Linked DNA regions of Homo sapiens: all the other regions are linked to region 2. A link is a loop called in an ENCODE intact Hi-C map of the cell type or tissue named here. Cell type or tissue: mammary epithelial cell. All regions are shown on one strand. Region 1 has its middle 130 kb from the start of GACAT2. Region 2 has its middle 110 kb from the start of NDUFV2. Region 3 has its middle 10 kb from the start of LRRC30. Region 4 has its middle 130 kb from the start of RAB12. Region 5 overlaps GACAT2 (gastric cancer associated transcript 2). Region 6 has its middle 18 kb from the start of RAB12-AS1.

Region 1 (5,000 bases), 150 kb before region 2:
TCCATAGCTAGGGGAATGAGGGAGAGAGGAGATCATGTAAAGAGGCAACAGCTGCTAATATATCTTGCTGGGAATGCACTCTTTGGGTACGTGATCATGTTGCAGTTTTACTGTTCCCCGTAAGAGAGTCCTAGGATAGAGAGACAGCTTTATTGTTGAAAAGCCAAAACTGTGGTGTGGGCAGGGATGTGAGGAAACTGGTTACCTACAAGTCAGAGTGTGCCCGGCCTCTCTGCCCGCTCTGCTCATTAGGAGAGAGGGAGTGGCCAATAACTCTAGAAGAGGCCTTTCCATCTCTGATCCTGAGATGAGCCCGCCTCTCAGTGTTTGGTGGAGTAGAAAGAAGTGATGCTACTGAAGAGCCCAAAAAGAATGATTTCAGGCTGAAGCTTCTGGCTTTAGTATTTCATTTAGTGCTTCATTAACCCAACAATTTTCTTCTTATATAGATGAGCTGCTAATGTAATAGGCTATCCTAGCATTACCACAGCTTCATCCTTAAACTGAAATATTTTCAAAAAATAAAAACCAACAAGTGTTGGCAAGGATGTGGAGAAATTGGAACCCTTGAGCACTGTTGGTGGGAAAGTAAAATGGCCCAGCTGCTGTGGAAGACAGTATGACTTCCTCAAAAAGTTAAACATAAAATTACCATAGGATCCAGGGATTCCACTTCTGGGTATACACCCAAAAGGACCAAAAGTAGGGACTCAAACAGGTGTTTGCACACCTATGTTCATAGCAGCATTATTCATAATAGCCAAAAGGTGGAAACACTTCAGTTGTCCATTGACAGATGAATGGATCAACAAAATGTGGTATATACATATAAAGGGATACTATTCAGCCCTAAAAAAGGTAAATTCTGACGTACTACAACATGGATGAACCTTGAGGACATTATTCTAAGTGAAATAAGCCAACCACAAAATGGCAATTATTGTTTGGTTCCATGTATCTCGTTTATATATCAAGAGTAGTCAGAGTCAAAGAGAGAAAGGAAAACAGTGGTTATCAAGGGTTGAGGAGGGAATGGGGAATTGGTGTGTAATGGGTACACAGTGTCAGTTCAGGATGATGAAAGAGTCCTGGAAATGGGCAGTGGTGATGGTGCACAGTGAATATACTTGATGCCACTGAGTTGTACACTTAAAAATGGTTAAAATGATAAATGGCCTATAGATTTTACCACAATAAAAACTTTTTTTTTTTTTTGAGGTGGAGTCTCACTCTGTTGCCCAGGCTGGAGTGCAGTGGCGCCATCTCGGCTCACTGCAAGCTCCGCCTCCCGGGTTCACGCCATTCTCCTGCCTCAGCCTCCCGAGTAGCTGGGACTACAGGCGCCAGCCACCACGCCCAGCTAATTTTTTGTATTTTTTTTTTTTTAGTAGAGACGGGGTTTCACTCTGTTAGCCAGGATAGTCTTGATCTCCTGACCTCGTGATCCACCTGCCTCCGCCTCCCAAAGTGCTGGGATTACAGGCGTGAGCCACCATGCCCAGCTTAAAAACTTTTTTTTGAGATGGAGTTTCGTTCTTGTTGCCCCAACTGGAGTGCAATGGCGTGATCTCAGTTCACCACAACCTCCGCCTTCTGGGTTCAAGAGATTCTCCTGCCTCAGCCTCCCAAGTAGCTGGGATTACAGGCATGTGCCACCACGCCCAGCTAATTTTGTATTTTTAGTAGAGATGGGGTTTCTCCATGTTGGTCAGGCTGGTCTCGAACTCCCGACCTCAGAGGATCTGTCTGCCTCGGCCTCCCAAAGTGCGGGGATTACAGGCATAAGCCACCGTGCCTGGCCAATAAAAACTTCCAATAAATGCAAAATATAAATATTTCACTTTATCACTCTAGATATACCTGCAAACAAACAATCAGCAGGTCAGTAAATATTCATTGCCTATTCTGTGCAGATTGCAAATGCTGAGAGGTACATTGGTATTCCTTCAATTGGAAGCAACCAGCCACCAACAAGAAGGGAAGTTGTGGCTGTCACGACTGAGAGCCTCAAACCGTGCCATCAGGACTTTGCTCAGTCTCCTAACTCTGTCTACTCTGTATGGCTTTATACTCAGACAAGCATCACAAAAATTGGCAACAATGGTCCCTAGCTGCTGCTATTAGTTTAGCAACTCCTAGAGAAAGGGGATCTCTTACCAGGAGCTCCAGTGAAAGCCCAGGACCGATGATTCTCATTTGGTAGGGATTAAGTCTCATGTCTGGCTCTGAGCCAATCGTGGTGACGGGAAGACCCAGCAAAGGAAAAGCAGGGTACGATTAGAATAGAGGGCGTCAGAAAGGCAGTAAAGGCGTATACCACTGTGGGACACCCCAAAATTGCAAGGAAAAAGCTCTGAGCACCACAGAACTTGCCAACTGGTTGGAAGAGATAACATTCCCAGGCACAATAACAATAAAATGAAAAATGGTGTGGTAGAAATTCTAAGTACAGTAGGGCTTGAGTTAGGCTTGGCAGTACGGGAAGCATTCCAATGTGCAGGAGGAGAAGCAAGTGGGAGGTGGGAGGAGCAGAGGTGTGAGGGGCAGTAATAGACACAGGTCGCATTGGGCAGTGATGCAGAAACCAGGCTGGGAGCAGAACTTTCATCAAAAAAGCCACATCTGGCAGCACCAGTGCCTTGAAAAGCCGTCTGGGAACTTCTTCTCACATCTTATTTTCTAAAAGTTGGACATGTGTATTCTTAAGTCTAGGGTGGAAGCACTCCAACTGTTAAAGGCCAGGCAAGACAGTAGGATGAAATCATTTTCCACACCACTGTCCAGATGAATGCCAAGGCTGCTATGTGGGTCACACATGGTGTGAAAGGGGAGCAGCTGCCTGAAGGGAATGGCTTCATGAGCTGCCATGAATGTGCCAGTTGCTTTTATGCCCTAAAGAAAGCAGCAGAAGATTCCTCAAACATAGCCACAGACCACACGTCAGGCGTGCCCTGCCTCCTGGGTAACAGCCAGCACCACCAGCCCAGAGACATTTCTTGTCCAACTGCAGCCAAATTGGGCAATAGTGGCCACATTTCACCCTCTCTTCTTATCAGGAGGTAACATGTCAGCGTTTTCAGTATTATGCATCTATTTTTTATATCTGTGTACATCGTAATTCTATTTCTTAAACACATTTGCTTCAACCTTTTTTCCTGTAGAATGGCCTGTAATTCTTATGTAATACATTTGTTTCACCCTTTTTGTTCCTATACAATGAATGTAATGTTTACAAACTCCTTATTTTTTAAATTTAATTTGTTTTTAATTGTATATATTTAAGGTGTACATGATGTTTTGATATGCATATACAGAGTAAAATGACTACTATAGTCAAGGCAATTAACATATTAACATCTCACATAGCTATGGCAAGAGCACCTAAAATTTACTCTTTTAGCAAAAATCCCAAATACAATATTATTAGCTATAGTCCTTATGTTGTACATTAGATCTCTGCACTTTATTAAGCATGATAGAGTTATGCTTATTTATTTTGTTTAAAAAGCAACTAAGAAGTACAACTACCATTTTCTATTTTCCAGTTCACTGTTTTAAACTGTGGTAAAATACCCGTAACATTTATCATTCTTGCCATTTCAAAGTGTACAATTCAGTGGCATTTAGTATATTCACAATGTTGTGCAGTCACTACCACTATCTACTTACAGAATATTGTCATCACCTGAAAGGAAACCCCATATGCATTAAGCAGTCACTGCACCCAGCCCCTGGCACCCACTCATCTAATTCTGTCTCCATGGATTTGCCTATTCAGGATAGTTCATGTAAATGGAATCATGTATCATGTGGCTTTTTGTGTCTGGCTTCTTTCAATTAGCATAAAGTTTTGTTTTTTGTTTTTTGTTTTTGAGTTGGAGTCTCACTATGTTGCCCAGGCTGGAGTGCAGTGGTGCGATCTTGGCTCACTGCAACCTCTGCCCTCTGAGTTCAAGCGGTTCCCCTGCCTCAGCCTCCTGAGTAGCTGGGATTACAGGTGCCTGCCACCACGCCCAGCTAATTTTTTGTATTTTTAGTAGAGACGGGGTTTCACCATCTTGGCCAGGCTGGTCTTGAACTCCTGACCTCGTGATCCACCCGCCTTGGCCTCCGAAAGTGCTGGGATTAAGGCGTGAGCCACTGTGCCCAGCCTCAGTTAGCATAAAGTTATCAAGGTTCATCTGACACAGGATTTTTCTCAGCCACTTTGCCAACCAGGGACCTCCATGGCCAGAGATGCCCCCCTGCTGCCCGTGTCTCATTCAACCCCGGGCCTGCCACTGGAGGTACCCCACCCACTAAGCCCACCTGTGTTATAGCTTATACCCATGTTTGGCAGTTCCTGAACTCTTGTCCCACATCCAAGAAGAATAAAGATACACTGACAATTTGAAGGGTAAGGAGGGCAGAGAATAATTTTATTGAGTGATGGAACAGCTCTCAGCAGAGAGGGGCCATGGGGGTGGTCCTCCACCTCCATGGTTAGGTGGTTCCTCTCTCAGTGTGGCTGGGTCTGGGACTTTTATGGGCTCAGAATAGGGAGTGTGTGCTGACTGGTTTGTGAGTATGCAAAAAATATCAAAATGAAGACACTGCTCAAAGGTGGGCATGACAGTGTAGAAAACCAATTAGGAAAGGGTAGGTATATGTAAAATAGGTGAAAGGTGGGGATCAATCAAAGGAAAGCACACCAAATGGGAAGACAGGTTCTCAATCCGGTTCATGGATTTGACTTTTAGCTTGACTTTCAGGCTTTAACTGTCTTTGGCTTGGAGGTGGGATTTCACCAGGGACCTGCCCCATCTGCCTAGGCATTTGCCTGCCTCCTGCCATTATCACATCCATGTTGTAACATGTATCATTCATTCCATAAGGCTGCATAATATTCCACTGTGTAGATATATCACATTTTATTTATCCATTCATTGGTAATGGTATGTGTCTATCTGTAAAACAAAACCTTTGATTACCTTGTTTTATTTATTTTTAGAGACAGTCTC
Region 2 (5,000 bases):
GCTGACTTCAGACTCACTGTTTTTTCATTTGAAAAGCGAAGTTAGGCCAGATTATATCCAAGGTTCATTTCTATTCAGACAGTGGATAATTCTGTAACAGTCTCTGGAACTTCTGCAAGAGATGCTACTTGTAAAGCAAGGCAAAAGTGGTTTTAAGGGGGAAAAAAAAGATCTACGTCTATTACAATACATGCCTCATTTTTACCAGGATAAAAACCACTACAAACATCATCCTCATCATTACTATTTACCTACTGTTGACTGTGTGCTAGACTCCACACTAGAGCATGTTAGACATATGATCTCATTCAGTCCTCTCAACAATTCTCAGCATTTCACAAGATTCATTCTGAAAAGAAAAGATTTGGCCATGTGCGGTAGCTCACACCTGTAATCCCAGCACTTTGGGAGACCAAAATGGGAGGATTGCTTGAGCCCAGGAGTTCAAGACCAGCCTGAGCAACATGGAGAAACCTCGTCTCTACTGAAAATACATAAATTAGCCAGGCATGGCAGTGCATGCTGTGGTCCCAGCTACTCGGGAAGCTGAGATGGGAGGATCACTTGAGCCAGGGAGGTAAAGGCTGCAGTGAGCCATGATCACGCCACTGCACTCCAGCCTGGGCGACAGTGCAAGACTCTGTCTCGAGAAAGAAAAAAAAGGAAGAAATTTACATTCCCTCTAAAAAAGGAATTGGATCATTATGGACTGCGTGACTTAAAGCTACCATTTATTAGTAGTCTTCTACGTGCCAGGTACTTTACATACTTTTTTCCTAATCTTCAAACAACTCTGCAAAGTAGGCAGTACAGGTCCTGTCTTAGCCTTCTATTGCTATGTAACAAATCATCACAAACCTGGTGGCTTAAAACAGGACCCGTTTATTATCTCACGGTTTCCATGGGTCAAGGAGTCCAGCATGGCTCAGCTGGGTCCCTTGCTCAGTGTCTCTTAAGGCTGAGACACCAGCAAGGTGTCAGCTGGGCTGTAATCTCATCTCATCTCATGTCACTGAAGTCTTCGTCCAAGCCCACTAGTGGCTGGCTCCAGAGATGGCTTGCCCCCGCTACAATGGCAGCCAACGTTCCCGACGGGTATAGGACTGAGGTTCCTGCTTTCTTGCTGGTTGTCAGCTGGGGCTGCTCTAAGCTCCTAGAGGCTGCCTATCATTCTCTGCTGTGTGGTTTTCTCCACAGCAAGGCAGTTTGCTTCTTCAGTCCTAGTACTTTGGGAGGCTGAGGGAGAAGGGTCGTTTGAGATCAGGAGTTTGAGAGCAGCCTGGGCAACATAGTGAGACCCCATCTCTAAATAAATAAATAAATAAGTGCCATCAGGAGAATATTCCTGACTCCCATTTGTCTGTGACTTCTGGACCCTCTTTCAAAGACTCACCTGACTAGGCCAGGTCCACCCAGGATAACCTCCCCTTCATTAACTCAGAACCAACTCATTGGATACTCTAATGGCAGAATCCCTTCACCTTGGCCATACAATGAAAGATAATCATGGCTGTGATGTCCCACCATATTCACAGGTCCCATCACCCTCACGGCAGGCGGTTATCCAGGGCGTGTATACCAGGTGAAAGGCCTAGGACTCTGTCCACCACAAGCCCTGCTTTATAAGTCATGAGTTACCTGTCTAAAGTCCCATGGGTGACAGATAGTGACACTGGACCTTCCCTCAAGCAAAGCGTCCTGAGCCCACCTTGGGGAGAAATAACCCTCTCTGGACAAGTCCAAGTTTATTCTTACACATCACAGCTCTGTTCTAACAGCAAACTTCACAATCTTAAAATGAACCCTTTCTGAGGTCTTCTGGAGCACCTGCATTTCCTGAGTACTTTACTACATGTCAAATTCACTGCGGCTCAATCCAGACCCAGATTCCCCTAGGAGTGCCCCCTCGGTGCACGTCAACCAACTCTGAGCCTGTGCCATCAATTACCCAGAAACCAGCTGACAAAAATGACTAATAACGGCATGCACACAAGGGAACAGTTCTCCTGACTCGATTCTATTTCCTCTCTCTCTGCCCCCACTCTGTCTTTGCCCAGGCATCACACCATTGCTCACAAAGCTTCGCCACCTGGACAGTTTCCCACTCAGCTTGTGATAATCCTTCTCTTGCCTGGCCTGGGCCTCACCCAGATTAAGCACTCAAGAAAAATCTTGGATTGAACTCTTCTTGCTTGGTAATAAGCACATTTTAGACTACCTTTATCTTTTCCCCCAAAGTTTCAAGTGCTCGGGGTGCTTAACTGATGTTTGATGTGTGCAGAGCTGTGTGCATTTAGTCCCTCAGTTTCTCCCCAGGTGAGCCTGCAGAGAGAGTGTCTCTACTCATTGGCTCAGACACTTCCCTCTTTTCTCTACCCAGGTAGCAACATGCTGAGCTTTTCCTACTCTAGAGAGCACAGTGCAAGAAACTCCAGTCTGTCAGGCACCTACTAAATGTCATATCCGTATACGTGCAATGATCTATCACCTTTTATAGTTGTAGAATCTGAGGCTCAGAGAGATCAGATAGCTTGTCTGAGGTCATACTGCTGTTGGTATTGCAGCTAGGAGTTGAACTCAAGACTGTGTTTTGGCAAAGCTGTCCTCTTTCCATACTTACTGTTAAACGTTTTGTTGTGTTTTCTTAAACCAAGTATAGTCCCAACAACTTTGAACAGCGTTTGGTAGGTAAAAGCTTTAAGGGGATCTTTTAGGGTGTTAATGAGACTTCTTAACAGATATGCATTTCTCAAACGTGACAACGTAACATTCATATTAAATGTAAAGCTTGGTATTTCTATAGAATTTTTCATACATTTCTGCATCTTAGTGCATGTATTTGCCTGAGATATATTAGTCTTTCAGGAAATATTTGAAGACAGAAAGGCAGGATGAGAGGAGAGGAAGGCGGTGGGGATATGTGGGGTGCTGGTGGGCTGTGTGTGGGGTGGGGGATGCCTGCTACCAGGAGCCTGAGAGCTGCAGGGCCGACTCAGGATTGGTACATCGTCGCTGCTTTAGCGTGCTTCTATCGCCACCTAGCCACCTTGGGGAGAAATGCCCTCTCCGAGCAAGTCTGTCCAGACTTCCCCTGAATGTAGTTTGCCCACTTACAGGTGGGTACCTTTAGACCATGAGACTTGGATAGTCCTTCCCACAATGGAAGCCTGTGTGCCCTACCTTTTTTTTAATTAGTGGCTTTCTTTAGCAGTTGATTCCAAGGCCTATTACATTTAAAGAGAAGTTTTTGAAAATTGGTACCACTAAGGATTGGCACCGTTAAGCCTCCTCAGCACAAAAGAAGGGGATTGTTACTCCTTTGAGAGCCCTTTCCTGTGGGAGTCCCTGATACTGCCATGGACCCTCCCTGTGCACATGTCCATATCCAGATCAAATGTGGTCTCCATGAAACTTGCGAAGCAACAGCTTCCATTTAATCCACACTTGCCGTGTGCTGGGGGCTTTATGAGTGTTTTCTCATGTAATTCTCACAGCAATCTTCTGAGGTAGGTATGATTACCTCCACTACGTGGTTAAGGGCACCGAGGCACAGTGAGGTCCTGGAGCTGGTCCATGGCAAAGCTGGGATTTGAACCCAATTGGCCTCTTCCCCAGGCCTATGACCCTCCTTTCATCCAGCATCCCTTGATTTCCCCAGCCAAAGTGTCATCTCCCTCCTCTTTGTTTCTGTCTCCTAATGCCATTTTCGACTCCTTCCTTCAGATTATATTTTCTGTTTCTCTAAACCACAGACTGCAACTCTACGAGGGGCATCGTCCTCTGCTGTGTTGTGTGTGCACACACAGATTCTCGCTTGAGGTGGTTACTCAATTCACTCATCCAGGTTGTGAAATTGCAACTGCTTCAATTTTTTGTTCTATTTCAGTCGTTCTGAGTTGGTGTCTCCCAAGGTATATCTAAGGATCCCCAGTGTCAGAGAATAGCCCAGGGAATTGTAGTTATTTGCATTCAAATCTGCTCTTATAGGAGGAGGACTGTCAACTAATGGTGCTGTATATAACAAAGGCAGAAATGGGATTGACCACTGAGAGAGGAAGAGGGGAAGAGAGAGCTGCAGCCAGACTGGTGGCAGGACCACCTGGGAACAGTGTCTTGGTTCACATATTTTGGGGAAAGTGATCAGCAGGCAGGGAGCAAAGAGTTCTGTTGGCTCCATCCTGGAGCAGGCTGAGTAGAGGCATCAAGGAAAAAAATGTCCCTGGTTTGCTGACTCTTCCTCTTTTTTTTTTTTTTTTTTTTGAGACGTAGTCTGGCTCTGTCGTCCATGCTGGAGTACAGTGGTGCAATCTCAGCTCACTGCACCCTCCACCTCCTAGGTTCAAGTGATTCTCCTGCCTCAGCCTCCCAGGATTACAGGTGCTAGGAGGCTGAGGATTACAGGCGTCCACCACCCACGCCCAGTACTGTAAAAGTGCTGGGATTACAGTCCTCCACCACCATGCCCTGCTAATTTTTGTATTTTTTTTTTAGTACAGACAGAGTTTCACCATGTTTACCAGACTGGTCTCGAACTCCCGACCTCAGGTGATCCGCCCACCTTGGCTTCCCAAAGGGCTGGGATTACAGGCATGAGTCACCGCACCAGGCCAGGTTTGCTGACTCTTGGGAGTCTGGCTGTGTTGTAAGTGACAGGCTGCCCTGGGTTCTCCACCTTCAGCTATGAGCACCATCCTGCATGAGGTTCCTCAGCAGGGGACTGAGCACTCGCAGGTCGCTGCCAGGACGTGCAGAGGAAAGCAAGACCATCGCGTCAGTGTGGGAAAAGTGAAGAGCGAGGCCCAGGACTCTGAGAGAAAGGAGTCCTGGCCCAGAGGTTGTGTGAGGAAAGCGTGGGATAAATGGGATGCCCGAAAGCAGAGTTTGGGGTGATTAGATAGGAAAATAAAGATTGGTGGGTGTAAAGAAAGGAAAGAAATAACAGGTGTAGACAGAAAAATTCACAATAAGAATGACCGTGGGCGTGGGACACAGGCCGGTCA
Region 3 (5,000 bases), 1.8 Mb before region 2:
TTGACTGCTTGTTCTGGCTAAGAATTCCCGCATAATATTGAATAGAAATGGTGACAGTGAGCATCCTTGTGGAGTTCCAGATCTTAGAGGAAAGGCTTTCAACTTTTTCAGGTTAGGTACGATGTTAGCTGTGGTTTTATCATGTATGGCATTTGTTGTGTTGAGGTACATTCCTTCCATACCTAATTTGTTGAAGGTTTTATCATGAAGACATGTTGAATGTTTTCAAAAAAAATTTTTTGTGATTGTTGAGAGAATCATATGGCTTTCTTCTTCATTTGGTTAATGTGGTGTATCATATTTGTCGACTTGCGTCTGTAGAATCATCCTTGCATCCCTGAGATAAATCCCACTTCCTTGCATCCCTGAGATAAATCCCACTAGATCATAACAAAGAATATTTTTAATGTGTTGTTGATTTTTGTTTCCTAGTATTTTGTTGAGGATGTTTGCATCTATGTTCTTCAAGGATGTTGGCTTGCAGTTTCTTTTTTGTATGTATCCTTGTCATTTCATTGTTTCTTCTTCTCACTGTCTTCCTTTGTGGTTAAATGATTTTCTCTAGTAGTGTGTTTTGATTCTTGCTTTTAATTTTTAGCCTATCTATTATAGGTTTTTCCTTTGTGGTTATCATGAGCTTTACAGTAAACATCCTATAGTTATAAACATTATTTTAAACTGATAAAAACTTAACTGTGATCTCAAAGAAAATAAATAAAAAGCAAACCATGTATGGCAACTTCATTTCCCTCTGCACTTTGAATTTTGCTGTCACAGTTTATATCTTTTTGTTTTGTCTATCTTTTAACAATTTATTACAGTTATTATGATTTTTAACCATTTTGTCTTTTAGTCCTCATACTAAAGAGATAGGTGATTTATACACCATGATTACAATATTGGAGTATTCTGAATTTGTCTGCATATTTACTTCTAACAGTGAGTTTTATACGTCCAGATTTATTTTTGTTACACATTAGCATCCTTTTTTTCCAGTTTGAAGAACTTCCTACAGCATTTCTTGCAAGACAGGTCTGGTAGTGATGAATTTCCTTAGCTTTTTGTTTGTCTGAATAGGCCTTTATTTCTCCTTCAATTCTGAAGGATAGCCTTGGTGGGTACAGTATTCTTGCTTAAATGTTTTTGTTTTTGTTTTTGTTTTTGTTTTCCCTTCAGCACTCTATATTTTCCTGCTCCCTTCTGGCCTGCAAGGTGTCTGCGGGGAAGTCTACTGCCAGGCATATTGGAATTACCTTATATACTATTTTCTTATTTTCTCTTGCTGCTTTCAGAATCCTCTCTTTTTGACCTTTGAGTGTTTGATGCTATGTCTTGGGTTGAATTTGACTGGTGATTTTTTTCTTTTTCTTTTTTTTTTTTTTTTGAGATGGAATTTCACTCTGTTGCCCAGGCTGGAGTGAAATGGTGCAATCTTGGCTCACTGCAACCTCCTCCTCCTGGGTTCAAGTGATTCTCCTGCCTCAGCCTCCTAAGTAGTGGGGATTACAAGCACCCATCACCACACCCAGCTAATATTTTGTATTTTTAGTAGAGACAGGGTTTCACCACGTTGGCCAGGCTGATCTCAAACTCCTGACCTCAGGTGATCCACATGCCTTGGCATCCCAAATTGTTGGGATAACAGGCGTGAGCCACCATGCCCGGCCTGATTGGTGACTTTTCTACATGGATATTTATATCTTTCTTCAGGTTTGAAAAGGTTTTTTTTTTTTTTTTTTTTTCTTTTTTGGTTGTTTGTTTTTTACGGAGTCTCGCTCTGTCACCAAGCTGGAGTGCAATGGCGCAATCTTGGCTCAATGCAACCTCCACCTCCTGGGTTCAAGTGATTTTCCTACCTCAGCCTCCCGAGTAGCTGGGACTCCAGTCGTGTGCCACCATGCCCAGCTAATTTTTGTATTTTTAGTAGAGACGGAGTTTCACCATGTTGGCCAGGAAGGTCTCAATCTCTTGACCTTGTGATCCACCCATCTAGGCCTCCCAAAGTGCTGGGATTACAGGTGTGAGCCACTGCACCAAGCCTTTTTTTTTTTTTTTTTTTCCGAGAAGGAGTCTCGCTCTGTCACCCAGGCTGGAGTGCAGTGGTGCAATCTCAGCTCACTGCAAGCTCCGCCTCCTGGGTTCATGCCATTCTCCTGCCTCAACCTCCCAAGTAGCTGGGACTATAGGCGCCTACCACCATGCCTGGCTAATTTTTTTGTATTTTTAGTAGAGACGGGGTTTCACCGTGTTAGCCAGGATGGTCTCGATCTCCTGACCTCGTGATCTGTCTGCCTCGGCCTCCCAAAGTGCTAGGATTACAGGCATAAGCCACTGCGCCCAGCCCTTTTTTTTTTTTTAATTATTTCTTTGAATAAGCTTCCTACCCTTTTGTCTTTCTCTCCTTCTTCTTGAACTCCAATAACCTAAATATTTGCTTTTTTGATGTGATTCCACAGATTGTATAAGTTTGAGTTTTTCTTTTTCATTTATTTTTCTTCTTTCTCTTATGACTGTATATGTTTAAATAGCCTGTCTTCAAGCTCATTGATTCTTTCTTCTACTTTATCACTTCTGCTTTTGTTGCTCTTGGTTGGCTTTTTTCCCTTCATTCATTGTAGTTTTTCAGCTCCAGAGTTTCTGGTTTTTTTTATTATTTAATGTATCTGTTAAATTTATCTGATGAATTTCTGAATTGTTTTTCTGTGTTTTCTTGAAGTTAGTGAGTTCCTTAACATGGCTATTTTGAATTTCTTGTCTGTCAGATTAAACATCTCCATCTCTTTACATTCTATCACTGTGCCTTGCTTAGTCCATTAGTTAAGGTCACAATTTCCTGACTGTTCTTGATAATTGTAGATGTACGTTGATGTCTGTGCATTCAAGAGTTAGGTATTTATTCACGTCTTTGCAGTCTGGCTTTATTTGTGCCCATCCTTCTTCAGTGAGCCTGTCTAGAAACCTAAGTGGATTGACTGTTGTCAGAGCCTGTGACACCTGCAGCCATTTAAGCACTAGAGGGAGCCATAAGCCCAGGCCTACTACAAGTCTCACAAAGACTCCAAGGTTGGTTGTTGCAGTATCCCGGTTTGGATGGACCTGGGGAAGACTTAAGGAGGGTAATCAGCCTTTGTGGGAAGGCTGGCCAGGAAACAAGTATAGAAGCCTGTCCCATTGGCCCAGACAGGAGCAAACTTCCTGGCATATCCCTGGATAGGTGGAACCATTCCCTGACTGCCGTGACAGGGGCTGGAGTTGAGAATGGGCCCCTTCAGAGTTTGCTGTTGGAGACTGGTGGGCAAGCCTGCCCCAGTGGCACAGATATGTATGCTACCAACATTTTTCCGCATGCACAGGGGAGTTCCCAGTGAGACAGACTGTAGCCAAGACTGGGCTCCCTCAGAATCCACTGTGAGAAAGAAGCTGGAAAACATGCCCCAGTGGCTCAGATGTATGTGGACAAAGGCCAACTCTTAACCAAGGATTTTAAACTGAATTTGGAATTCCTCTTACTCTAGGGCTCAACTCTTTTTAACTTTTCCTCACCAATTCAATGAAGAGGAAAAATTTATTTTTGTTAAGATAGTCTAGACCAAATCTGAAATTAAAACAGTAGTAAGTAGTTTGGGGAGTTTTAAATAAGATTCAAATTTATAATTTATTAAACAGATAAGTTATATACACACTATGCATATTTTAAACTTTTTATCAGAGAGGCCTGGATCTCAGATATTTCACTTGACTGAACTTAGTGTCTCTTCTTGCTTTTTTTTGTTTTTAGCCATTTATCAATTTATTATCCTGAAATGTCACAATAATTTAAAACTTCTTAAAAAGAGACTTGATCTTTAATAAAGCTCTGCTACTTTGTTATGCAGATATTATATAGAATCTCATTGCTCTTAAATTCATGACCTTGCTTTCTGATATAAACTTAATATGCAGAAGGCTGAATTGGTATTTAATTACTCTCTCGACTTTTAATCAAAGCATCTCTTTATTTCGCCTTTCCTTTAGTGCTGTAAAGCATGAAGTGTACTTTGATGGATTAGGACTGAACGAACAGGACTATAAAAGCCTTCACTGGTTACCCAGCTCCATTGAAGACAAACAAGAAGATGCAAGGAAAACTGATACCTGAAGGCTAGGGTTAGCCCAGTAAATGGATTTCCTGAGAGGAAAATATGCAAAATAACAAAATGACTGTCTTTCTAGAAGTAGCTTTTTAAAAAGCTAAATTTGAATTTGCTGAGATGATTTAATAAAATGCAGCTGGCCAGCAAAAGTAGACTCAGTGTTTTCTTAGAGTTGTACCAGTCCTGTAATTTCTGTATCTTGTTCGGTGACAGGCAAGAGCTATTGACATTCGGATTTCAAAGAGATGAAATGGCCTTGCTTGTAGGTTCTCTTTCCCTGAATGAATAATGTCAGCAGTGTAATTCTGGATAAATAGAAGTCTGATACCAGTTGACAAGCAAGGCAATTTTATTTATGTTTCTGGTCATATGGGTCACATAGTAGGATAGAGAGTCAGTAAGCCTCTCAAAATAGAGTAGGTTTGATTCATAAATAAGAGGATACAGTGGGGAGAAACCAGGGCTCATTGAATAGGTACCACATATGAGGCAACATCCTAGGCTCAAGGAGAACAAATGATGATGAATAAGATTTAGCTCCAGCCTTAAGAAATGTATTTATACTCTAATGGAGGAGACTGGCACAAAAGCTGATGATTTCTATATATATATATATATATATTTTTTTTTTTTTTCCTTGAGATGGAGTTTCATTTGTTGCCCAGGCTGGAGTGCAATGGCTCGATCTTGGCTCACTACAACCTCCGCCTCCCAGGTTCAAGAGCTTCTCTTGCCTCAGCCTCCAGAGTAGCTGGGATTATAGGCATGCACCACCACGCCCAGTTAATTTTGTATTTTTAGAAGAGACAGGGTTTCACCATGTTGGTCAGGCTTGTCTCGAATTCCTGACCTTAGGTGATCTGCCCG
Region 4 (5,000 bases), 510 kb before region 2:
GGAAAAGATGTGCGTGTGTGTGTGTGCATGTGTGTGTGTGTGCATGTGTGTCTGTTTAGAGAAAGAGCCTGGGGAAAGGGAGAGGATGAAGATGCATTTGGGGGAGGGGGTGATTTGTCCCTAGGGTCGTGAGAGGGGTTGGGATCTCAGGCACAGATGGAAAACTTAGGCTTAGAGAGGGTACCAGGAAATGCAACTTCTTGGGAGTCTGGAGAAGATAACTAATCACACCCCTATGTTTCTTCCCTCCACCTTTAGAACCTAAGAAAGAAGGAGCCAGAAATCTAGCAGCCTGATTTCTGATCAGAAGCTGCTGAGAGAGCTGGCTTCTCCTCTGGACCCAGGGCCTTTCCTCTCACTCTTCTCTCCACCCCAGCCCACGCACCCTCCTGGCTCCAGCACTCAATTTCCCACCAGGACACAGGACACACCGCAGATCACAGCATCTTGTGCTAGAGGAAACCACTTACTACGTGTGGCCAAGGAGGGCTATTCGCCTTCCTGGGGATGCCAAAGAGAGAGTGAGAAGAAGGCTGGGCCCCGTTGCCTTCCTTCTCCCACACTTACCCACTGGTGGAAGTGAGGGAGGAGATGGAGAGAGGGATAGAAAGGCTCTTCCTAGGTTCTGGACTTGAAGGGTAAGTTTTCCATTTAATAGACCTAGGCAGGAATGAAGAATGGAGAGACTATTTCCCCGATGCTTTCACAAACATGGGAGGTAGACAAACCAGAAATTGAGGGGTTCCTGGCTATTTGTGCAGTTGGTAGTGGGAACATCCTCTGGGAGTAAGTGACAAGCACCAAAACAATAATAACAAGACTGCTCAAGGACTCACCTTTCAGTGAGACAGGAGGAGTAAGTTCCAGGTCTATTGTACAACATGACGACCGCAGTTAACAACATGTATCATAAACTTGAAAATCGCCGACAGTAGATTGTTAAATGTTCTCACTACACACAAAAAAAGATGTATGTGAGATGATGCTGATGTTAATTAGCTTTCTTTAGCCATTCCACAATATGTGCATATTTCAAAATGACATGTCATACACCATACACATATGCAATGTTTTATCAACTAAAAAAATAATAACAAATAACAAAACAGTAACAAGACCATTGATGAACTCCTCACATACAGGATTCTGTCTCATCCTTGCAACATCCTCCACCTGGCGGTTGTCCTTGCCTTTGACAGGTGGGACAACTGAGGCTCAGAGGTGCTGTGACCTGGTTGGGGTGTGTCTGGCCCCAGGCCCGTGGCCGATGAGCCTGTAGGGAGGTGGTGAGGGAGTCATCACAGGGTGGTTGAGCAGCGTTAAGTGCTCAACAGAAGCTGGAAACTCCACACTTATAACAGTCCCAATCTGTCCGCTGTGTGTGTTCAGCAGCCCAGGTTCAGCAGTGGAAGCAGCAGGAAGGTGGATTGACCTAGGATTGTGATTTTGCTAAGCAAGGCAGGGACACTGAGGGTATTGATCAGAGAGAGATTGAAGAATCAGAGGTAGGGGGAAGAAACAGAGGGGGAGGAGATCCTCAGAGCAGCAGGCCTCCATCCTGGCTGTGCATCAGAGCTCCCGGGGAGCTCTGAAAAACTCTAGGCGTGCCCAACTCCAGCGATTCCGATTTAATTAGACTAGGGTGGAGTTGGGACCTTGCTGGCTTCTAAAGCCCTCCAGGTGATTGGAGTAAGCAGTCCGGGCTGAGCTTCAGCTCAAAGCAGCACTTCTTAAGGGTGGTCCCGCAGTAGCTGCAGCAGCAGCACTGCATATTTCTTGGAAATGCAAATTCATGAGTCCCACCCCAGACCTGCTGAATTAGACCTTTTGGGGGCGGGGCCCTCTGGGAGATTCTGATGTACCCTAGAGTTGGAGAACCACCGGGTGACAAGATCTGAGACGGAGCAGTGGCATTTGGGATGCTCAGAGCTGGAGTCGCCTGAGTGTGAGGAAGGACCAGGATGGGGTGGGTGGCTGACATGGAGTGCAGATCCAGGCCAATGGGGATCAGGGCCTTGGGAGATGGGGAGCTGGAGAGCTGGCTTGTCATTGTTTCAGGTGATGTGGGACTTGTGATAGGCAGAGTGTGTGGTGAGGAGCTCAGGGACACAAGTCTTCCATAGATGTTTGGGAGGGGGAGTTGGCAAGGGACAGTGACCATCGAAGGCAAATGCTGTGCGCAGAGGTTTTTGAATAGGGTCAACATAACTCCTCAGCTACAGGTCTGGAGAGCAGGAGAATGCGGACCCTGCTGTCCTGGGATTGCAGGTTAAAGGAGGTCCTCGCAGAGTGCAGTTCCAGGCATAGCCAGCAGGTGGAGGGGCGGAGGGAGTGCTCTAGGAGGAGGCGGAGGATGCAGAGGATGCCGAGATGGTGCACAAAGCAAAGCTTCCAGGGGCAGGTGGAAGGTCTTCAAAGAGGAGAGCACAGAATGGGAAGGGCGGGAGGGAGCATGATCAGGTGCCAGGGCCACACCCCTGCTGCACTCTTGCTGTGAGGTCTTGGGAGAGTTACCTAGCCTCTCTGAGCCCCAGTTTCTTCATCCGCAAGCGGGAGTGATGATAATAGGATCTCGGCTGTGGGTGTGAGGCATGGTGGGTCTCGCTGGTCTCCCAGGTCAAGTCGCGTCTGGGGCGGTGCAGCTTGGGTCTGGCTGCTGCTGGACTCTGGAGCCCTTGCCGGTGCCAATCTCAGTTGCTCCTCGTCTGTTTTCCAGGCCTCCCTTCATCCTGGCTTGCTGTCTATGGCGCAGAATCCTCACCATTTTACTTCTTTCCTGTATGATGCTGGGCAAAGCAGACAATCACTGTGACACTCAGTATTTTCATCTGTAACGGGTTAATCTCACCTCGCAGGATGGTGGTGTGATGAAATGAAATGGCATAAATGCAGACACCTGGCACATTACAGAGCCCGACTCCTGGCTTCCTTTCTCTCTCCTTTGCACCACATGCAGGGCTGGTAGGGGTCCAGCGCTTCATTTAGAAGTTACCTTGCCCTGTCTCTGATGACCCCAGCCGCTATTACAAATCCTCATCCTCTGTGTCTTTCAGAGGCTCTAAGGTGCTATAGGACAGTTTTTGAAATAATTCCTCCAGGTGCTAAGTGTGTGTGTGTGGAGGGGAGGGCAACAGGTGTGTCTCTTACTCCAGCGCCTTCTCTCCTGTGAGCTCATTAATCCAGTGGTTTTCCACCCTGTCTGCACACTATAATCAAATGGGGGAGTTTTCAGCATGTCACTGTCCATCTTCAGCCCAGGCCATAAGTCTATTCATCAGATTACTAATCTTGCTTTTTTATTACTGCTATTTGCGAGTCTGATGTGCTCCCAGCTTCCTGCAGAGGAACGCGGTACCCGGCAGAGTGGTGGGGAAGGTAGGTCGGGGCCTTGCAGAACTTCTCATGTCTCACTACTTGAAGAGGTGACCCCCCCACTCCCACCCCGGTCCCAAAGCTCCCTCGGGGCATGCTTCATGCTCTGCTAACTCTGTCGCCCCCTCGCCCACCCCCAGGACCAAGTGCACGTGTGTGAGACCTCACTGCTGCGACGCTGGAGGAAGGTATCTTTGCCAAATGTGTACACAAAGAGGACTGCTTATATTACCGAAGCACTGCACTAAGTTTGTTCCGGAAAACGCTGTTTTCCATGAGTGAAAACGGAGAGCTACCTGAGCCCCCATCAATTACCTTTGCCCTTGAGATCTTGAATTAAGTGCTTTTCAATTGAATCAGGCATAAGGAACAGTGTGCTTCTTGCCTGTTAATAGCAGACACCAACCCATTTTGAAAATTGCATTGGGAAATGTCTTCTTGGGGATTTGACAAAAATTGTTCCATGATTTTAAGCACAGCTTATTTTCCTCCTGTTTACACAAAGTTTGTAAGGAAAAAAAATGGTGATGTTCGGAACAACTGTGTAAATATGTTTACGGATGTACTTTTCTATAGTGTTAGTATCCAACACTAAAAGTCACCTAGCAACAAATTAAGGAACCATGAAAGAATCAGAGAAGCAGCACGCCTGCCTCCAGATCATAACCAGGAGGCCTGGTGAATCTTGGCCGCCAGTTGCAGATACCCTCATAGAAAACGTCCCTGGAACTTCACAAGCTTTGCTGTGGCTACAGAGCCATCTCGTGGTTCTGCACAGTATCAGCTACAAGGAAGAGGACTGCACCAGGCCTTCCTCAGTCTATCAGCACCTAAAATGCGGCTTGGGACAAGTCCTTGTTTGTAATCAATAAAATCCATTCCTTCCCACCGCACCGTGTCAGCGTTTGCGCTGCTCTCCTGAGTCGCGGGAGTGAATAAGACAGAAAGAACAGGTAAAGAGGAGGGCAGGCTTGAGAACTGACAAGAACTTGAGCTCTGGGAAATCTCTGTAGCTTAAGGAATAATATGTTCATCTATCCGTGGTCCTACGCAACCAATTTACTGGCTAGGCCAGGAGAAAGAGCTGTCTAGCCTTTTCCATGTGACAAGGAAACGGTAACAATAGATATGAGACCTTTCAGAATTTTCAACAATTCTCAAGGCTTGAAGCCTGGCTACCTTTGGGAAAAGACATTTCTGTAGGATGTGTCAGATCTCGTCCTTCCGTGTTTTAATGTTTCTGTCAAACAGTGTAGGTCAATGTCAGTGTTCTAGGATGCAATATTTATAGGGCTCCCTTTTGCCTGGCCTTATCTTGCTTTCAGGGAGAAATGCACAGCCCTGTCTGCAAACATGCTCTGTGGCCTTTTGATTTGATGTGTTCCAGTTTGAGTGACAGCTGGGTTTGTTAATTATGACTGCTATGTATCCTGGAGAAAATCTAGTAATCTTTATCAAATAATTTAAAATGAATAGTATAGTAACGTCTTGAAACACTTGGAATAAGCTTGAGACTTCTAGCAGAGAATCTGAAGAATAACTTGAGATCAACAATAACTCTACAGTTATCCACAGATAGATATTATGATGACTGGATTTTTTGGATTAATTTTTAAAAATTCAATATT
Region 5 (5,000 bases), 290 kb before region 2:
ATCTCTAGGTGGACAGTGTCAGAATTGAATTGAACTAGAGGACACCCAGCTGATGTCCACTGCAGAATTAATTGCTTGTTTGCTGGGGAAAAATCCCTGCACATTTGGCATCAGAATTGTGTTGTGAGGGTAGAGTGGGAGGCAACTGAGTTTGCTTTTTTGGCTCACCAACATCTGTTATATTAATTCCATCATATTAACCTTCCTAATTATGCTATTCTATTAAGATTAGTTAACATCCTTTGAGTATATTTTGTCTGAGAATGAACAGAGGTGATGATATGGTTTAGATGTTTCGTCCCCTCCAAATGTCACATTAAATGGTGACCTCCAGTGTTGGAAGTGGGCCTGGGGGGGGGTGTTTGGATCATGGGGGGGGATTCTTCATGCGTGGCTTAGCACCATTCCCTCAGTGATGAGTGAGTTCTCGCTCTGAGTTCACACGAGATCTGGTTATTTAGAAGTGTGTGGCACCTCCCCCAACTCTTGTTCCCACGCTCACCACGTGGCGCCTGCTCCCTGTCACCTTAAAGCGTTATTGGAAGCTCCCTGAGGCCCTCACCAGAAGCAGATGCCGGAGCCAGGCTGGCGTAGCCTGCAGAACCATAAGCCAATTAAACCTCTTATCTTTATAAATTACCCAGCCTCAGGTTATTTCTTTATGGTGACACAAAAATGGCTGAACACAGGCGACCTAAAGTTTGTTGTGAATAATGCCATACTGAGAATTATTAGGTTGGTGCAAAAGCAATTGTGGTTTTTGCCATTAAAAGTAATGTAAAAAGGGTGGGGCACAGTGGCTCACGCCTGTAATCCCAGCACTTTGGGAGGCTGAGGGGGGGTGGATCACCTGAGGTCAGGAGTTTGAGACCAGCCTGGCCAACGTGGAGAAACCCTGTCTCTACTAAAAATACAAAAAATTAGCCAGGCATGGTGGCGCGCACCTGTAATCCCAGCTACTCAGGAGGCTGAGGCAGGAGAATCACTTGAACCTAGGGGGCGGAGGATGCAATGGGCCAATATCATGACACTGCACTCCAGCCCGGGCGACAAGAGCGAAACTCCATTTCAAAAAAAAAGTAATGTAAAAAGTAATAAAAATAACACTTTTAAGTCAACCTTACTCAGATTCATAAAGCTGGGAATAATATTAAAGCTTATTTAAATTCCACTCCTTAATTTTATAGACAAGGCCTCTAAGGCCCAGGAAGACTGAGCCTATTTTGTGCAAGGTCACTAAACAAATCATTGTGTCCAGGCATAGAACCCACATTGTTCTATCTCTTCATTGGTAAAGTATGCCTGACAATAATTTTACACAGGAATAATATTTAAAATGTTTATTTCATAAGCACTGTTATTTGCTGCTATGGAACCTTCTGTAAATCCATGGTTCTATTTTTGCTTTCCATGTAAACATACCCTTATTTTGTATGTAAAGATGAGCTTAGAGTTGGGCTGGAAAGCCAGACTTCCTTCCAGACAGCAGGAGGAAATGGGAACAGGCATCCTCTATTTCAAATCTCTACTTCTGTTTCGACAGGTAATAATGTTGCCAGATGCCAGGGGTTCGGGCCAGGTCCAGTTGTCACTGTAGAGAAAGCCAATCACTGAGATGATGAGTATTGCTGGGGAAGAAAGGCTTTAATGCAGGTGACATCAGCTGGGACATGGGAGACCAGTCTCAAATCTATCTCCCTAACTATCTAAAGTTAGGGGTTTATATAGCAGGGGGTTAGAGAGAGGTAAAGAAGAGGAATTGGTCAACAGGCAGCAGGTGCATCTCATGACTGGATGCCATCATCTGAAAAGTTTCAGTTCCCTGATACTATCTGGGAGCCCTGATGGTTGGTTTCCCGAGAAAGAAACTCAGACAAAACAAATATAAGTTCCTCAGGCTTCAGTTCTATGGGAAAATCAAGCCAGGTTCAGCAACTCTGTAGGTAGAGAAATCAGCAATGGTGAATTATGATAAGAGCAAACATGGTGAGATGTAGAATGTTCTCAATTAACCCATTAATTTCTCTTAAATTTTTTGGAAACACATGCTGCTGACCAGGAAAGGTAGAGAACTTTGATTAGTTTTCCTTACATAACAACGTATTTTTCCTGTGCAACAAGCTTAGAATCCCAGGATAATTTTTGAAAGTTTAGCAGTTATGTTTTAAGAGAAAAAGAGTTCAAATGTTCAATTTCAAGGCAATATGCCAAAAGGTTGCAAACATGTAGCAAACATGCCAAAAGGTTGTATAAGGGAATTCTGCCTCCTCTGATGAAAGAAGATTCTTAGAACCACCTGGAGGCTGTTTTAAATTATACATACACCCATCACCGTGGGGCTGACCATTCCATAATAGATTCTATTTTATCCCAGTGGGGAAGGGTGCCATCCCAAAAGCCACCACAAGGGGGCACCCTCCGGGACATCGCGGCTCTCTCGGGGCAGGAGCTGTCTCTTTCTCAACCCTGCCAGCCCCAGAGCCCCACCTGCTTTTTTTTTTTTTTTTTTTACAAATGCCATTTAATTTCTTTTTTTTTTTTGCTAGAACAGTTTTGCTTTTATTAAACTATTTAATAAGACATATTTTAAAAGTAAATCAAATTTGGCTATAAATACTTTATATTTAAAAATTAAAATTCTTGAATTATACCCTGTATTTTGCCTTTTTTTCTCATGTAACTATTTTAATGAGGTATCATTCACGTACCATAAAATTTAACTTTTTAAAAGATACAATTCAGTGTGTCTTAGTATATTCACAAAGTTATACAACTATCATCATTATGTAATTCCAGAACACTTTTCTCACCCCAAAAAGAAACCCTGTACCCATTAGCAGCAGTCACTCCCATTCCTCCTTCCCTCAGCCCTTGGCAACTACTAATCTACTTTCTGTCTTTATGGAATTGCTAATTCTGGACATTTTATACAAATGTAATCATGTACTATGTGGCCTTTTGTGGCTGGTTTCTTTCATTTAGTATAGTTTTCAAGGTCCATCCATATTGGATCATGTATCAGTACTTCATTGCTTTTTGTGGCTGGATAATATTTCATTTATTAATATACCACGTTTTGCTTATCCATTCATCTACTGATGGGCATGTGTATTGGAATACTACTATGAACATCTATGTACAAGTTTTTCTGTGTATATATCTTTTTTTTTTTTTTTTTGAGACGGAGTCTCGCTCCGTCGCCCAGGGTGGAGTGCAGTGGCGCAATCCCGGCTCACTGCAAGCTCCGCCCGCCAGGTTCACGCCATTCTCCTGCCTCAGCCTCCCAAGTAGCTGGGACCACAGGCGCCCCCCACCACGCCCGGCTAATTTTTCGTACTCTTAGTAGAGACGGGGTTCCACCGTATCAGCCAGGACGGCCTCGATCTTCTGACCCCGCGATCCACCCGCCTCGGCCTCCCAAAGTGCTGGGACCACAGGCCTGAGCCACCGCGCCCGGCCTGTATATATCTTTTTAATTGTCTTGGGTATACACCTAAGAGTAGAATTGCTGTGTCATATGGTAAATCTCTGAGGAATAGCCAACTTTCCAAAGTGTCTGCACCATTTTACATTCCCATCCACAGTGTATGAGGGTTCTAATTTTTCCACATACTTGCCAACATTTGTTATTGTTCATCTTTTTTTATTTTAGCCATCCTAATGGGTGTGACTTCTATTTGCATTTCTCTAATGACCAATGAAGTTGAGTACATTTTCATATGCTCATTGGTGATTTATATATCTTCTTTGAAGAAATGTCTATTCAAATCCTTTGAACATTTTAAAATTGTGTTACTTGTCTTTTTATTGCTGAGTTGCAAGGGTTCTTTATATATTCTGGACACCAGTTTTGTAGCCATTTAATTTCTTGAAATGAGAATCACTACTTGTGGTTGTCACTCCCCTAACCGTATATTTTTAAAAACTGATATACTTCTCTAATGGTAATACAAAAAAGAAATAATAAGAAACCAACTTATAACAAAATAATATCTATTTCAATATATAAAGCTTAGGTACATATATACTACAAAATATATAATGAAGTAGTCAGATGCTCTACATAGAAGCAACTGCTAAAACACGGACAAATACAGGTGGGTTCTATTCATGACTCCAGTCCCTTGAGTGGCACTCCCTCAATGCAATGATCAAAGATAAAAAATGCATTGAAAATCTCCAAATAAAATGCAGTCTTTATTTTATTTTTATTTTCTTTGTGTTGTTTTGAAACAGACTCTCCCTTTCTCACCCAGTGCAGTGGTGCGATCTCGGCTCACTGCAACCTCCACCTCCTGGGTTCAAGTGATTCTCCTGCCTCACCCTCCCGAGTAGCTGGAATTACAGGCATGTGCCACCACATCCGGCTAATTTGTTGTATTTTCAGTAGAGATGGGGTTTCGCTATGTTAGGCAGGCTGGTCTCAAACTCCTGACCTCAAATGATCCACTGCCCTCGGCCTCCCAAAGTGCTGGGATTATAGGCGTGAGCCACTGTGCCCAGCCCAGTCTTGATTTCTACTGTGGTTTCATTCCTAAAAAAAAATTCAGTTGATGGTAAAACAACCCTAAAAACATACTGCTTTAGTATACATATATCAAAACAACACGGTGTACTCTGTCAATGTAATTATGATAATTATGATTTGTCAATTAATAGTTATATTAACTTTTAAAAAATATTTTAAAAACTTAAAAAATACTGCTTTATATGTAAAAGTATTGTGTTTATGTGTAAAACATGTACTTCTAGCCTTAGATAATGATAAACAGATTTTTTTACCCACGTGAATGTTTCAGAGGACTCTTACTTGGAAGTCCTGTAGCAGGAGAGATGACTCTTTTTTTTTTTCTTTTTCTGAGATGGAGTCTCACTCCATCACCCAGGCTGGAGTACAGTGGCGAGATCTCAGCTCACTGCAACCTCTGCCTCCTCGGTTCAAGCGACTCTCCCACCTCAGCCTCCCGAGTAGCTGGAATTACGGGCACATGCCACCATGA
Region 6 (5,000 bases), 330 kb before region 2:
AACCAAACACCACGTGTTCTCACTCATAAGTGGGAGTTGAACAATGAGAACACATAAACACAGGGGTGGGAACATCAAACACCAGGGCCTGCCACAGGGTGGCGAGCTAGGGGAGGGGTAGCATTTAGGAGACATACCTAATGTAGATGAGGGGTTGATGGGTGCAGCAAACCGCCATGGCATGTGTATACCTGTGTAACAAATCTGCACATTCTACACATGTACCCCAGAACTTAAAGTATAATAAAAAAATTTTAAATTAATTAAAATTGAATAATGTATTTTAATTTATTAAATAAAACTTGAACTTCAAAAAAAATTATTTTTATTTATTTATTTATTTATTTATTGAGAAGGAGTCTCAGTGGGTTGCCCAGGCTGGTCTTGAACTCCTGGCCTCAAGTGATCCTCCCACCTCGGCCTCCCAAAATGCTTGTTACAGGTGTGAACCATCATGCCCAGCGAAATTAACACAACCGATAAGCCTCTAGCCACACTCACCAAGAAATACAGAGAGAAGACGATTATCCATAACTGAAATGGAAGAGGAGAAATCATTACAGGCACTGAAGAATAATAAGGAGGCCAGTTGCAGTGGCTCATGCCTGTAATCCCAGCACTTTGGGAGGCCGAGGCGGGCAGATCATGAGGTCAGGAGATCCAGACCATCCTGACCAACATGGTGAAACCCCATCTCTCAAAAATTAGCTGGGCGTGGTGCCACATGCCTGTAATCCCAGCTACTCGGGAGGCTGAGACAGGAGAATAGCTTGAACCAGGGAGTCAGAGGTTGCAGTGAGCTGAGATTGCACCACTGCACCCCAGCCTGGCAACAGAGTAAGACTCTGTCTCAAAAAATAATAATAATAAATAATAATAAGGAAACAGCACAAACTATCCTAAGCCTATAAATTTAACAACTTAGATTAAATGGACAAATTTCCTAAAGAACACAAACTGCCAAAGCTATTTAAAAAAAAAAAAACATAGGGAACTTTCTCAACCTGGTAAATGTTACCTACAAAACAACAGCTAGCCTTATCCTTGATGGTGGAAGACTTGTCTTAACTCTAAGAATAGGAACAATACAAGGATTTTTTTAAAAAGTTAAGCATCATACTAAAGTTTATAGCCTGCAATAAGGCAAGAAGAAGAAATTAACGGAAACAAATAAATAAAACAAATAAAACTATTCGCATGATTGTCTGCATAGAAATTCACAAAGAATTTACAGCAAAGCTGTTAGAACTAATAAGTGCGTTTAGCTAGGTCACAGGATACAAGGTCAACATACAAAAATTAATTGTATTTTTATTTACTATCAATAAACACTTGAAGGTTGGATTTTTTCAAAGTACTATTTAAACAGCACGCACACACCTACACACACAACAAATTATATATGTAAGATCTACACGCTGAAGACTACAAAATTCTGATTAAAAAAATCAAAGACCTAAACAAGTGGAGAGAGATACACCAATCCAATCAAAATCCCTACAGGATTTTTTGTAGAAATCAACAAGCTAATTCTAAACTTTATATATAAAAACAAATAAACTAGAAAGGCTAAAGCAATTTTGAAGAACAACAAAGTTGGAAGATCCACACTATCTAATTTCAAGACTTAACTATAAATCGACAGTAATCAAGGCATAAGGGATAAGCCAGGGATGGTGGTGCGTGCATGTAGTCCCAGCTACTCAGGAGGTTGAGGCAGAAGGATGGCCTGGAGTTCAAGACCAGTCTGAGCAACACAGTGAGACCCTGTCTCAAAAAAAAAAAAAGAAAGAAAGAAAGAAAGAAAGAAAGAAAGAAAGAAAGAAAGAAAGAAAGAAAGAAAAGAAAAAAAATAGTGGAGAAGAAAGGATAGACATACAGATGACTGGAACAGAATAGAGTCATACATATATGGTGAATTGACTTTCAACAAGTTTGGAAAGAGGCAATTCAATGGAGAAAGGATAGATTTTTCAGTGAATAGCTGGAACAATTAGATATTCATATGTAAAAAAAATGTACCTCAATCTACGCCTTGCACTCTCTACAAAAAAGATCATAGACCTAAGCATGACACCTAAAGCTAAAAATCCTCTAGAAGAAAACAGGGAGAAATCTTTCTTTCAGCAAAGTCCTAACCCCACTTGGCTTTGTGAGGTAGGTTGATAGAATTGTTGTGACAATAAGGGAGATAGCAAAATGAAGGTTACTAACATAGTCCCTGCTCTTTTAAATATCTGTTGCTTTGTCAGTTTCCTTCTCTTTCCCCCCATGACTGATCCCAAAATAACTTACCACAGCCTATTTGACAAAAGCCAATGGAAGTATCAAGTGATTGTGAATAAATTGAATACTAAGACCCGGCTGGTCATCTCGTGAATCTAGCATTTTCATTAGGTTCTTAATTTTCCACCAGAAATGACAGCAGTCCTACCATCTGTTTGGTGCTTTTAAAACATACGGATTGCTCTTAATCAGCTACACAAATTGCCCACACTCCAAGCTGTTGAAATTGAATACCAGCTTCAAATACCTGCTGCTCAACTTTATCGAAAATCCCGTGGAGCATAGTTTGAAAGTCATACTCTCTGTTCTTTTCTTTTAGCATTATTTCCCAGGTCAAGACAGCTCAGACACAGCTGCATGAAGAAACCCATGGTCTTGACTCCAGGAATTGTCTTCTGACTTGGTGTCATGCCTTCATCCAAAATGAAACAACTTTAGGAAACCTCTCATGGAATCCATTATTACCTTTAGTGAATACACTGTAAACCTGCATTTCAACTTATTTAGTTTACTTTTTTATAGTGTGTATGTTCATTAAGCCACCTCAAATCTCTTGGGAAACTATATGGACTCTAAATAATCCTGGTGTTATAATAATCGCTGAGGAGTTGGTGCAATTATACAAAATTTCCACTAGGAGGAGGCAGAGCACGAATGATAAAAAATTCAGGTTAGACTATCATTTATACGTTGTACAATTATTTCTAAATTAGAATCTTTATTATTTTAAAAAACATACATAATTAAAATAGATCCTTTGAATATGTGGATGTGGTATAATTTAGAAGAGGAATGTAAATTTTAAAAATTATGCCCTACATTTTAGCTGCAATTTGAACAGACACAATGAATTCAGTTGGAACTCAGGGGAATTTCCCTAATTAGAAGGCTGAAGAATTTTAAGCACAAAGAAATGTTAAATGTAGACAGTGTACAATAATTTTTAAAGGTAACTCTTTTGATAACATTTATTGTTTGCTTTTTTTTTCTAGGTGCCATTTAAGGAAGACAAAACTGTATTTTATTCACTAAATCTACTTGGCATTTGCTTTTTAAACTTTAGTCATGGACTACACTCAAAGATTGTGACTCGTGACCTTGGCATATATCACAGGACCTGCTGAGGACAGGAGTGGGGGGTCTGTCAGTGACACAGCAGGGAGGGTCGTAGATAAGGAATCCACAAAAGACAGGGGTAGCCAAGGGCCACTTTCCACAAAGTGGCACTGTCCTCACAAGATTGGGAAAGTGTTTAAAGAAGACTCAGCCAGGCATGGTGGCTCATGCCTGTAATCCCAGCTCTTTGGGAAGCCAAGGAGGGCAGATCACCTGAGGTCAGAGGTTCGAGACCTGCTTGGCCAACACAGTGAAACCGTGTCTCTACAAAAAATACAAAAATTAGCTGGTGGGGTGGCAGCCACCTGTAGTCCCAGCTACTTGGAAGGCTGAGGCAGGAGAATCACTTGAACCCGCGAGGTGGAGTTGCAGTGAGCCAAGATCGCACCACTGCACTCCAACCTGGGCAACAGAGCAAGACCCCGTCTCAAAAAAAAAAAAAGAAGAAGAAGAAGAAGATTCAGCACTCTCAAGTGCAGTGTCAGCAGCAAAAAAGCAGGGAGTATCAAAAAGTCTCTGCAAAGGAAAAAGAGGGAGAATCGAGTAGATGCTCTAATGAATTCTGTACGTAGATAGCCTGGGCAAGGATACCATAGAGTTGGGATCTAACTAACACCAGCTAGAAGAGAGCATGATTTCTCTTGCTATCTGATGATAGGCAAGTAATGATTAGGTTTAGGGAGTCAGGAAAGGATACTAACTTTGCTCCAGTTCTCTCCTGGGCAATGGAGATTAGGCAGAGGGTATGCTTGGAGAGGCCTTTGTGGGGTGAGCAGGGGCAGGTGGTAAGAAATAAGAGTTGAGAAAAAGACAGTTCTCTCCTGGCCTCTTAGTGGGGAACAATCAGGGAAGCCAGCTGTGGCTCCCAGGGGCCCAGGGTCCTCTGGGCTGGGGGAACCAGGGCTTCTCAAGGGCGAGTTCCTCTGGGGGGTTTTGGTTTGGTTCTGTTTTGTATTGGTAAGCTGTCGTTGCAGTATAACATACATAAAGAAAAGAACACAAATCATGAGTTGTTCAACTGATAAATTTTCCTCACGATGACTGTATTCACGCCCGGGACAAGAAAAGGATCAGAACCTCAAGAGTGCCCTTGCACGCCCTTCTAACCCCCTGGATTAGGTTGCTGGGTTGTGAACTTGACAGAAATGAACCATACATGGAGCGCTCTTTCAGGTCGGCTTCTTTTGCTCAGCACGATGTTTGTGGGAGTCACCCGTGTTGTTGCAGGAAGCTGTAGTATGCTCAGCCTCCTTCCTTGGCAGCTGGGCTTCCCTAGACAGTCATTGGAAGAGAGTAGCAGATGCCAACACCATTGCTAGGAGCCATTCCAAGAATCAAAGGCTCAAGTTAAACTCAATCCAATGAATATGTGACTTTGTGTTTTACCGGACAACTGTTTGCAGCATCTTCCCATAGAGTGTTCCTTTAGATTGTGGTCTAAATGATTGATTGGCATAATAAGAATGATTCCTTTGGGAGGCCAAAGTGGGCAGATCACTTGGATCAGAAACTAGCTTGGCCAACATGGTGAAACCCCGTCTTTACTAAAAAAACAAAAAAATTAACTAGACATGGTGTCATGTGCCTGTAATCCCAGC

The links. Peaks named below come from ENCODE experiments on the same cell type or tissue, not always from the same donor. Only the 100,000 strongest peaks of a DNase experiment are listed, where the experiment ranks them.
Region 1: it touches region 2 in a loop (2.4-fold over the local background); 6 of 110 quality-filtered maps call a loop at or near these places.
Region 3: it touches region 2 in a loop (9-fold over the local background); 2 of 110 quality-filtered maps call a loop at or near these places.
Region 4: it touches region 2 in a loop (27-fold over the local background); 21 of 110 quality-filtered maps call a loop at or near these places.
Region 5: a loop joins it to region 2, with 5 times the contacts of the local background. A loop is called at or near these places in 99 of 110 quality-filtered maps.
Region 6: a loop joins it to region 2, with 9 times the contacts of the local background. A loop is called at or near these places in 87 of 110 quality-filtered maps.

Annotation. Positions count from the first base shown.
Region 1 is chr18:8,832,843-8,837,842 of GRCh38, forward strand. No RefSeq gene overlaps it. Among named protein-coding and RNA genes, the nearest start is that of GACAT2, 130 kb to the left of the region's middle. In mammary epithelial cell, no CTCF peak of the experiment used is centred here; a DNase peak (open chromatin) is centred at 2,969.
Region 2 is chr18:8,985,416-8,990,415 of GRCh38, forward strand. No RefSeq gene overlaps it. Among named protein-coding and RNA genes, the nearest start is that of NDUFV2, 110 kb to the right of the region's middle. RefSeq lists enhancers at 3,721-3,830, 4,821-5,000. In mammary epithelial cell, a CTCF peak has its summit at 3,048; a DNase peak (open chromatin) is centred at 2,046; H3K27ac peaks cover 1,663 bases.
Region 3 is chr18:7,218,584-7,223,583 of GRCh38, forward strand. No RefSeq gene overlaps it. Among named protein-coding and RNA genes, the nearest start is that of LRRC30, 10 kb to the right of the region's middle. In mammary epithelial cell, a CTCF peak has its summit at 3,015 (motif pointing right); a DNase peak (open chromatin) is centred at 3,028.
Region 4 is chr18:8,476,547-8,481,546 of GRCh38, forward strand. No RefSeq gene overlaps it. Among named protein-coding and RNA genes, the nearest start is that of RAB12, 130 kb to the right of the region's middle. In mammary epithelial cell, CTCF peaks have their summits at 2,307 (motif pointing right) and 4,130 (motif pointing left); no DNase peak of the experiment used is centred here.
Region 5 is chr18:8,694,531-8,699,530 of GRCh38, forward strand. GACAT2 (gastric cancer associated transcript 2) reads right to left here. Exons shown (of 2, transcript NR_120598.1): 2 at 1,326-1,591. Among named protein-coding and RNA genes, the nearest start is that of MTCL1, 8.5 kb to the right of the region's middle. In mammary epithelial cell, a CTCF peak has its summit at 2,405 (motif pointing right); no DNase peak of the experiment used is centred here.
Region 6 is chr18:8,651,772-8,656,771 of GRCh38, forward strand. No RefSeq gene overlaps it. Among named protein-coding and RNA genes, the nearest start is that of RAB12-AS1, 18 kb to the left of the region's middle. In mammary epithelial cell, CTCF peaks have their summits at 2,915 (motif pointing right) and 3,467; no DNase peak of the experiment used is centred here.